Regions from separate parts of the Homo sapiens genome. Here all the other regions are linked to region 1. A link is a contact called in ENCODE Hi-C or POLR2A ChIA-PET data. All regions are on one chromosome and are shown on one strand. Each heading gives the region's core, a stretch centred on a gene start or an enhancer-like site at or near the end of the contact. The rest is flanking DNA. Distances are from core to core; before and after follow the strand shown. Region 1 has its middle 18 kb from the start of TRI-TAT2-1. Region 2 overlaps THADA (THADA armadillo repeat containing). Region 3 has its middle 31 kb from the start of ZFP36L2.

Region 1 (3,344 bases), core at 381-2,880:
CTCAGCCTCCCAAGTAGCTGGGACTACAGGTGTGCACCACCACGCCCGGCTAATATTTTGTATTTTTAATAGAGACGGGGTTTCACCATGTTGGCCAGGATGGTCTTGATCTTCTGACCTTGTGATCCGCCCGCCTCGGCCTCCCAAAGTGATGGGATTACAGGCGTGAGCCACCACGCTTGGCCTCTTCTTCTTTCTTATCTTCTTCATTCCCTGATGACAGTTTAAGTTTATCAGGTGAGGCAGATATTTTTAATTCCAAATTTGTCATTGGTGCATCTGGGCTTGGCCTTTTGATTGCTTCTACTGGCTTCGGGGCTTGAATGATGTGTTCCTGAAATTTGGGTTTCAATTCAGATAGTTCTTTCTTCTCAGTAGTCTTTACTTCAGGTTTGACTGGCTCATGTGGCTTCTCACTATTATGTCTACCTTTTGTACAGCCTACAATGCTTAAGAAATCAGAAAAATCAATTGTTCTTCTCTTATATCAAGACCAATCCTTAATGCATCGTGAAAGACTGGAACACCTGGGTGGCATATGCAAGCATCATCGGAATTGATCTCAGGATCGAAGCGCTGACCGCAGCCCCGGTTGTAGCACAGCAAGGCCATTTTCTTTTCCCACCGTCACAGGCAAGGCCCAAACACCGGGAACGGCAAGAGGGTGCATTTGCCACTCCCGTGTCGCTAGCACCGGCCTTGACAGTGGACTATTACAAGGATTTCTGTGGGCCCGCTCTGAGCCGCCGTTTCTGGCCGTGCAGACGGACTTCTACCACACGGTGGCGCTGCGGCTCTGCCATAGAAGGCTCCTCTCGGTCCAGGAGACAGGCAGGGCCGGCCACAGGACCAGCCTCCGACAGCGATTTCATCCGCACCCTGCGGGGCAACGTGGGGGCCTATCCGTAGCTTTCAGCGTTTCCTGGACCCTACCAGGACAAGAATCGCGGGGAGAGGTGCGAAGAAGGTCTGGAGAGGAGGAGGCTTGGGACAATGCAGAGTCCTGGAAGTGAGGCTGACCGCTGACCGCTGTCAGGAGGGACATGGACCGCTGCCGGGGAATCATGGGATTTCCCACCGGCCCAGTCATCTCCCACGTCGGGAAAAGGGAAGAGCTGCTTCCCCATGGCGTGTGCGCGTGGGAAGGGTCTCGGGCAGAGAAGAGGCACTTTTTCTGTCCTCCAGGCTGTTTCCGCCAAATGAAGACCTGGGCTGGAAGAGCCAGGAACAAAGAGGAGAGTCGAGTGCTGAGCACCCAGCGGGAGAGGATGCAGCCCGGTCATCTCACACCTGCTGACCACACAACATCGTCTGCGAGTTCCCCCCACCTACTTCGCCTGCAGCTGCCATTTGGGAAGATGACTCTTGCCTCTTTCACCGTCTGTTTTTTAGATTAGGACTCACGGGCCTAGGGCAGGAGTCAGCTCTTCCAGATCTTTATCGAAAAGTAACATCACACTTGTGCCCAGGGGTTCGAGACCAGCCTGGGCAACAGGACAAACCCCCTTCTCTACAAAAAAACCCACAAAATCTGTGTGGAAGGTGTGTGAACCCTTGGGAAACAGAGTTGCTGTACACGTGTATCAGGCCCTGAGCCAGCTGCAGGGTGGGCATTACTGCTTGGTGCCCTCCGCCCTCACTCTTCCTCCCTGGATGTTGAGGATGGCCCCGTAAACCTTGTTCATAGGGGTCCCTCGTTTTCTGAGACACCTCATCTGAGCACTGACGAGGGGACACAACTCTTGGCTGGGAAGCAGGAGACTGAGCATTGCCTTCAAGCCATCCCCACACATGTGACCTCAGTCAGCATTCTGCCCTTTCATGGGTGTCAGTTGTCTCGTCCATAAAATGGGATGATGTTCTTGTTCCAGCCGGCATACTGGATGACTAAATGAGGGAACAGGTAAGAAGCTGCATTGGAAAAAGGTACCATTCAGCTGCAAGACATCCTTGTGCAGTTCCCCCAGGGCTAATGGGGTTTGGTTGCCCACCTTTGCTGTGTCTCTTCGTGGCGCCAGCAGGTGGCAGCATTGCCTTTGCATGTGCCGGCTCCACCTCTGGCCTCTCCCAGACATGCAGCGTGTAGGGCAGGGGACCATTCTTCACCCAATTCATTTCAGGGGTCATGGGAAGGAGGGATCTGAAATGCCCTGAATGGGAAGGGCCTGGAAAGAAAATGAAAATCTCATTCCTCCCCTCAAAGAAACACAGATAAGCCAGGAGAGCAGGATCTGGTGCATGAGCCCAAGAGGGCTAATGTGACCACTTAGGCTGAAGGGGGACCTTACCTCTCTCTGCCACAACGGTGTCCCCCACCACCTGGAGGAGGGAACTGGGGATCCAGAAGGCTTGGGTCCTTGTCTTTGGTTGGAAAAGTCAGCCAGCATTGCAGTGGGGCAGCAGGAATTCCTCTATTTTTGTGTGTGCAACAGAGTTGAAAACTTAATTCACTCTATAATTTATTTGTGCAAAAAAAAGGTAATTTCCTTATTTATGAGTCTATAATGAATCTGGCCTTTCTTCCAACCCCTGCCTGATGATAAGCGAGAAAAACAATGAAATTTTCAACTTGATTTGAACATCCTGGGGCCAGAGAGTTTAGCCGGTCTTGTTAAGTGATCTTATTAATTTCTCTTGGATAAAATGCTTAGTTCTCAGACTGCTTTGCCCAGCTTCTCCCACTGTGGTGCTGTTGGGGTTTTGTAGACAGTCAAGGGCAGCTTGTGTGGCATCTGGTAGGAGGCATGAGTTGGGATCCTGGGGTGTGGTGTCCTCTAGACCCAGCAAGGTCCCCTGTCCCTCCTGGCCACTGATCATACTAGAAGCTGAGTTTATGAAACTCATGGTCCAGTCCCTCCTGATCTGACTAGAGCCCATGTGGCGCCCCTGGCTGGCCAGCCCTCCTGCACCTGGGCCCCTCCTCCCCACCAAGTCTCCTAGCTGTGCCACCATGGCCCCAGTAGGGCTGCTGGCTCACAGGAATGGAAGTTGGCTTTGAAAGCTGAACTTTAGTGGTGCCTCTCCCTTACCGGGGAGCCCTGGTGCTGGAGGCAGAGGCCGAGTTGGTTTGCAGCTGCCTGGGATGCCACTTCTTCCCAGAGTTCCAATGTGAGTTGGGGACAAGGGCTTCTTTCTCTCAGGGAGGGGTGAGTGGGCCAGTGCTTGGCTCTGCTTGTTATCCTTCTAATCCCCTTCGTACCATCCCCTGGGCAGGAAGGAGGGGACCAACACTCTTCCTCTTCTTGCTCAGTCATCCATTACATAAAATTCCAGGGCCACACCCAAGGAGAGGGATGAGGGAATCCAGGAAACATGCTCTCAAAAGAATAGCCTGCTTTAGAAGA
Region 2 (3,344 bases), core at 573-3,072, 470 kb after region 1:
TCTGGGGAAGCCACTCACCAGGGTCCATGCAGTGGAGAATTTTCAGTATCTGTGTAAGCCAAATCCGCACACAAAAAAGAGAAATAAATACTCAGGGAGATGTCTCTAGATGTTACATGATAATCAATTGTATCAACAAGAGGTCTACCTTTCAAAAGGCTCCCACTGACTTCTTATTTCCCCCATAATACCTTTGGGAGACTGAGGCAGAGTGATGCAATGACTAACCAGAGGGCCTCTAGTGACTTGGGATGGGAGCCAGATGCCCTGATTTTAGGCCAGTGCCCTTTCCTTTTGATTATGCTTCCCAGGTGGCCAACTGCCCTGAAATAGCCATGTCAGCAAAGACTACCTCTGACACACTCTACAGTGAATTTTTAATGATCTGTTTCCTAAACATCCCAAAGTGGTTTGCTCTGTCTTTGGTTAATCTCTGCCATCAATACTCCTATCATCAAAAGCTTTTCTTGGTGCCCTACCAGGTATGACGCCATGCCAACCACCATAAAAAGAGAGTCCTTATCCACTGGCTGCCGAATCTACTTCCTATTGCCCCTGGAGAGCCTAAACCCAATCTTGCCTTCATGATCCTACCATTCCAGTGGCTCACAAAAGAATGTGGGGAGTGTAAAGGGCCAGTCAGTACGTTGGAGACTTTACCTTGCAGAAGCATTCTGGGTGATTTTCCTTCATGGCCAACAATAAGAACTTCTCTCCCATGTTGCACAGCAAGGGTGGCACGCCCTTCTCTCCAAGTCCAGAGGCTGCTGCTAAGAACTTTTCCAAGAGGGCTTCCAGTGTTAGTGAGCGCACTTCAGGGAAGGCAGATTCTAACAGCTGAGAGAAAGAGATGGGGACATTCGTCTCCCGCTCTCCACTCTTGGCTGCCGCGGCCCACACTGCAGCAATGGCTAGTCTGGTGAGGCTCTGGAGGTACTGGGGCAGGCCTGGCACCTTGAAGGCCCAAGGGAATCCCGTTATCAGCTCTGATCCTGAGATAATCCCTCTGACTTCCTCCCAGAAGCCAAGACTCTCCAGAACTAAGAAGCAAAAAAAGCAAAAGGGAAAGAGATAATCACTTTAAATTTCCACAAAAGGACATGAAAGAATGAAGACTGAATCCACTGCGTGAGGCCATCAGATGTCTCCCATAAGCAGATTTCAAACACTGTCATAAGTGAGTGGCCCTCTAAGGTTCAGACTTCTAGTCCACAACAATTTCCATTTAGGTAATGTATAATTTTTCCAACAGGGGCACAAAGGCATTACTATTAGAAAATGCGTTCCTGGCACCCCTCCTCAACATTCAATAAATACGAACTCAGTGACCTCTTATCACCGAGCCTCAAAGCTGACCATGAGAAGAGGACATCTAGTATAAACTTCCTTCAGGGGTGAAGCTCCCCTCTGTAACACCCTTTCCCAGAAGCTCTTGGTTGAACCCTACAGTACCCTGGAGCTCATGAGACAGCTTATTCCATTGTTAGTAGATCTAATTGTCAAAAAGTTCTTTTTGTGTTTCTACTCACTGGCCTAATGCTACATTTTGAGGCTCCCAATGACAGCTCTTTAGACATTTGATTACAATTCTTGTGTCCCCTCTGTCTTCTCCAGATGAAACATTCCTACTTCCTTCCTCAAATGATGGGGTCACTGTCTCTCATTATTCTAGCTGCTTTCCTGTGGACATGCCTCACCCTCTCTTAAAGGATGGCCAATAGGCTGGATCACAAATCTCCTGCATGGTTTGACCCGCAGGACTATTACTTTCTCTGTTCTGAACTGGAGTTGCATCACACTGTTGACTCATATGGAGCACAAAGTCAACTGAAACCACAGCCCTTCTTTTTTGACGTGGTCTACTGATGGTGGTGAGTCATCTTTCTCCCACTTTGTACTCAGTACTTAAGCCAAGATGTGTTTTCTTTGTTTATTTTAAGCCCAAGTATATCCCTGTTAAATTTTATCCTCCTGTTAAGTTTTATGGTCTACCTTTCATTTGCCGAGATCTTTTCATATTCTCAGTTCTGATTAAAAAAATAAAAAAACCAAAAACTTATTGCCTGCTTACTATGTGCTAGGAGCTAAATAAGATCACTGCCCTTAAGGAGTTTATAGTCAGTCTAGTTTGAGAAAGAGAAATGCATGAACACATAATTCCAATATAGTGGTACAAATGATAACCTAGGCCTCAAAGAGGAAGACAGGTGACAATGTGTTAGCACCACCAAAGGCAGGGGAACCAGCTGAGCAAAGGCTCAACAAAGGCATGAAACAGAACGGACCATGTGGGGAACTACAGGCCATCCCATAACACTGGAGCATAAAATTTGAGGTGGGAAAGGGCAGGAGATGAGGCTAGGGAAGAAATGTGGCTAGAGTACAGAAAGCCTCCTAGACAATGTGAAGCAGCTAGTTCTGTATGCAACGGAATGCCACTGGGGGGTTATTTTAAGCAGTAAGGTCAGGGGCCCATTTTCACTGAAGTGCTCTTATCGTTGAGGAGGCAATATTAGAGGCAGGGAGACCAGTTACAACACTACTGCACCGTAGTCCAGGAGAGAAATAAATGACGAGGGCCTTAAGTTCAGAAGGAATCAGGAGAAGGTGGGTTTAAGAAACGCTGAAGGTCTGAAGCCAAGGTGATCATTTAAAAAGGCAAAAAAGAAAGAAAAAAAAACACTGAAGGGATAAAACTGGCAGGACTAGGGAATGAGGGTGCGGACTAGGGTAGGAGTCTCGGGTACCTCCCAGCACCCAGTTCTTCACACATGTTCATCATCTAATAGAAATTGGGTAAACCAGCTGGGCGTGGTGGCTCATGCCTGTAATCCCAACATTTTGGGAGCCCAAGGTGGGAGGACTGCTTGAGCCCAGGAGTTTGAGACCAGCCTGGACAACACTGTGAAAATCTATTTCTACAAAAAATAAAAAGTCAGCTGGGTGGGGGATCACTTGAGCCCAGGAGGTTGAGGATGCAGTGAGCCAGGATGCTGACACTGCATTCCAGCCTGGGCGACAAAGTGAGACCCTATCTCAAAAACGCATACAAAGTAGTTGGCAAACTTCAATTTCACAGGAATGCCTAAATGCCCAAAATCAAATAATTACTAAAAATGTGGGCAAGCTGGAGGGTGGAGGCCTTTGGTGAGCAGGCTCCCTGCTGGCCCTTGCCTCAAACGCTCTTCCAGGCTCTCACTAATTCATTAACTAGCCCTCTTCGGTTTGAGTCATCCCCCACTTATGAATCCTCTTAATTGTATCATTCTGTCCATGAAGTTTTATCTACAAGAACTTATGACAGACTTCACCAAATGCCTTGCCAAAATTTAGATATTATATTC
Region 3 (3,344 bases), core at 316-2,815, 370 kb after region 1:
GTGCTTGAATTCAAGGACACAAACATCCCTAGGTGCAAGCTTGCACGCACAGTCCTCCCTACACCTCCACACGCAACTCCTAATCATCCCTCAGGATCCTCTCCCCGCCCTGCTTCAGCCTTAAGGCCTGCTCTGACCCTCCAGCCCATCCCACTGACCTGCTGACCTTCATCCCAGACACTGCTGGGTTCAGCCCTGGAGCCTGGTCACTCTTGCTCCCTGAGGGTGAGGTTGACTCCTTTTTAAATTACCCCTAAAGCCCCACTTAGGGAGACACAGCCTTATCAATCAACACTCCTTGAATGAATTAAAACAAACTCCAAGGAAAGGAACTGCATTTGGGTGGATGGAAACAAGAGCTCTCAAGCTGTTTTCTTTCCTCTTTACCCTTTGCTCTCTGTCTCTTCCCATCTGTACTTTCTCTAACTTGTTTGCTAACTCAATCGTCAGCTTAGAAAGTACTTCCTTGTATACCCTCCTCTCATTCAAATCTCATGACAATCCTCCAAGACACGAATAATTATCCTCATTGCACAGATGAGGAAACTGAGGTTCAGGGAGGCTACGTGAGTTGCCCAAGGTCACACAGCCTGGAAGGAGTGGGTAGGGACTAGAACCCTCATGCGTGAATGGACACCACCTCCCACCACTCCCCACCAGTAAGTAGAGGGTGGAGGGTAAAGGGCGATCCAGGGGCTCGGAGAGGATTGGCCTCTTCAAGCCCTCTCCATGGCCCAAGGTCACCGTGGGAGGGAGATGCACCTGGCCCCCAGGGCCAGGGGTTACCCCACTCGGCCAGCAATGGGAGAGGCCATGAGATCTGTGGACATTGTTCCTGGGCCTGTGGTTACTGATTTGACAACAGCCCTGTTCCTCCCCAGCCAGCCAGGGAGTTAATGATTAAGGAGGAGATTAAATATTAACCACCTGTGGGGCCACGGCGTAATGTCTCCATCTGCACCTGAGCCTACCTAAAAATCCCTCCCACCTGCCGTGGGCCAGCCCCACACAGGGCCTCTAAGCCCCTTGCTTAGGGATACCACTTCCCCATGCCCCCATCCTGCCCTGGCCCTGGCCCTGGCCCGTGTCCACCCCATCTCACTCTCTCATACCCACAGCACAGACCCAAGGACTCTTCCTGTAGCTTGGAAGCTGCAAGCTACACCACTGTAGGCACTCCTGGTGGGCCTTCTGGAGGAGAGGACCTGCCTGAACCCAGCTACTCCTGGGGCTTGGAGAGTCCGCAGGTTACATTCCTACCTGTGACCTCGTTTATCAGTGCTCTTATCGCTCTTATCTCCCAAGTCGTTCCTCCTAAAGACCCCTCTGAATCTACACATCCCAGGCCCCAACACCCTGGGCTACAGCAACTCCCCAACACGCCATTCTCTTCTTTCTTCTAGCAGTTAGAATCTGGGTGTGTTCTGCCTCCAGGAAGCCTCTCATATTAACCTGGGCTAAGGTCTCTGCGGGCCTCTGCTCCCCAGCTTCCCTTAGGCCGGGGTGATTCAGGCTGGCATTGGCTGCTGCACGGCTGCAGGAAACCAGCTGCATCTGTTGGAAGGTCCTTTGAAGTTTAAGTGCACAGCCTCCGAGCGCTGGGGGCGGGGACTGCTCTATCTCACCTAAGCCTAGGGCCTGCCCCTGGGTGAAGCCATGGTCACCCTCCCCACAGCAGGAACCACAGGCAGTATGACACAGGGTTCACCTGCGTCTTTTTCTATAAATATAGAAAAATGGAATTATTTATTCAAATAATAACTCTATTGATATGCTCTCATTCCTGTTTGTGGGGAAGCCCCAGATGACTGTGTGGGTAAGTTACTATGGTACGTAAGCCCCACCGTAGCCTGGGCCTGCACTGCTCTCTCTGCATGTCAGTGAACTGCATTGACACTGCAGGCCTAGTGACAGGCAATGTCATCCCCATTTTACAGATGGCGAAACTGAGGCTGGGTGAAATTAAAGGACTTGGCCACGCTCAAACAGACAGGAAATGGCAGAAGCTGGCCTGCCTGGTGCAAAAGCCATACAAAACTGAAAAGGACCTAACACCGTTCTTGCCACAGCTGTCTAGGCCCCAAGCTCAGCTTCTTTTCAGCCACAGTTCCCAACCATGTGTGGCTTGCTTGCTTTTCTTTCTTTCTTTCTTTCTTTCTTTCTTTCTTTCTTTCTTTCTTTCTTTCTTTCTTTCTTTCTTTCTTTCTTTCCTTCCTTCCTTCCTTCCTTCCTTCCTTCCTTCCTTCCTTCCTTCCTTCCTTCCTTCTTTCTTTCTTTCTTTCTTTCTTTCTCTCTTTCGAGATGGAGTCTCACTCTGTCACCCTCTGCCTCTCGGGTTCAAGCCATTCTCCTCCTGGGTTCAAGCCGTTCTCCTGCCTCAGCCTCCCGTGTAGCTGGGATTACAGGCACACACCACCACTCCTGGCTAATTTTTGTATTTTTAGTAGAGACGGGGTTTCACCATGTTGGCCAGACTGGTCTCAAACTCCTGACTTCACTCAAGTGATCCACCCTCCTCAGGCTTCCAAAGTGCTGGGATTACCGGTGTGAGGCACCGCGCCCGGCCTTTTTGTTTGTTTTTTTAAGACATGGTTTTGCTTTGTCACCCAGGCTGGAGTGCAGTGGTGCGATCATAACTCACTGCAGCCTTGACCTCCTGGGCTCAAGTGGTCTTCCTGCCTCAGCCTCCGAAATAGCTGGGACCACAGGTGTGCACCACCATGCCTGACTAATTTAAAAAAATTTTTTTAAATCTCAGCACTTTGGGAGGCCGAGGTGGGTGGATCACGAGGTCAGGAGATCGAGACCATCCTGGCTAATGTGGTGAAACCCTGTCTCTACTAAAAATACAAAAAATTAGCGGGGCGTGGTGGCGGGCGCCTGTAGTCCCAGCTACTCTGGAGGCTGAGGCAGGAGAATGGCGTGAACCCAGGAGGCGGTGCTTGCAGTGAGCCGAGATCACACCACTGCACTCCAGCCTGGGCAATAGAGCCAGACTCCATCTCAAAAAAAAAAAAAAAAATTATTTTTGTAGACTTGGGGATCTCATTATATTGCCCAGGCTGGTCTCAAACTCTTGGGTTCAAGCGATCCTCCCTCCTCAGCCTCCCAAAGTGCTGGGATTACAGGCGTGTGCCACTGCGCCTGGCCCCTTTCTCCTTTCAACTTTCTCTCACCTGTATTGATACCTGAACACTTAACAACCGCTTATGGCCTCCATTATGTGGGAGAGATGACTTTAGCTCTTCCAAGTAAGGGTGCCCCTGATCTCCTCAGAACCGAGGATATGACCCAAGGAGACTCCACGTGGAGACCCACTGGCTCTAGATGGGGATTTCTCTCTC

What was found. A loop is a pair of places that touch in the nucleus more often than their neighbours do. ChIA-PET counts read pairs that join two places held with the same protein, here RNA polymerase II (POLR2A). Pooled maps may share reads with other maps.
Region 2: a pooled map shows a loop between it and region 1 (2.9-fold over the local background). The contact joins two enhancer-like sites. A Hi-C loop is called at or near these places in 7 of 50 pooled maps. POLR2A ChIA-PET finds 5 or more read pairs at or near these places in 2 of 52 experiments (Panc1 and activated CD8-positive, alpha-beta T cell).
Region 3: a loop to region 1 is called in a pooled map, with 2.7 times the contacts of the local background. The contact joins two enhancer-like sites. A Hi-C loop is called at or near these places in 1 of 168 maps with a recorded cell type or tissue (endothelial cell of hepatic sinusoid), 2 of 37 single-sample maps with no recorded cell type and 7 of 50 pooled maps. POLR2A ChIA-PET finds 5 or more read pairs at or near these places in 3 of 52 experiments (CD4-positive, alpha-beta T cell, HepG2 and Panc1).

What each region holds. Positions count from the first base shown.
Region 1 is chr2:42,827,006-42,830,349 of GRCh38, forward strand. It overlaps the pseudogene CHORDC1P1. Among named protein-coding and RNA genes, the nearest start is that of TRI-TAT2-1, 18 kb to the left of the region's middle. Within about 2 kb of position 1,631, at least 7 of the 41 ENCODE cell types and tissues checked have a DNase peak (open chromatin) inside an H3K27ac peak, as active enhancers do.
Region 2 is chr2:43,292,174-43,295,517 of GRCh38, forward strand. THADA (THADA armadillo repeat containing) reads right to left here. Exons shown (of 38, transcript NM_022065.5): 32 at 661-1,040; 33 at 1-49. Among named protein-coding and RNA genes, the nearest start is that of LINC01126, 67 kb to the left of the region's middle. RefSeq lists an enhancer at 661-1,860 and a silencer at 1,137-1,431. Within about 2 kb of position 1,823, at least 14 of the 41 ENCODE cell types and tissues checked have a DNase peak (open chromatin) inside an H3K27ac peak, as active enhancers do.
Region 3 is chr2:43,193,451-43,196,794 of GRCh38, forward strand. No RefSeq gene overlaps it. Among named protein-coding and RNA genes, the nearest start is that of ZFP36L2, 31 kb to the right of the region's middle. RefSeq lists an enhancer at 560-1,479. Within about 2 kb of position 1,566, at least 16 of the 41 ENCODE cell types and tissues checked have a DNase peak (open chromatin) inside an H3K27ac peak, as active enhancers do.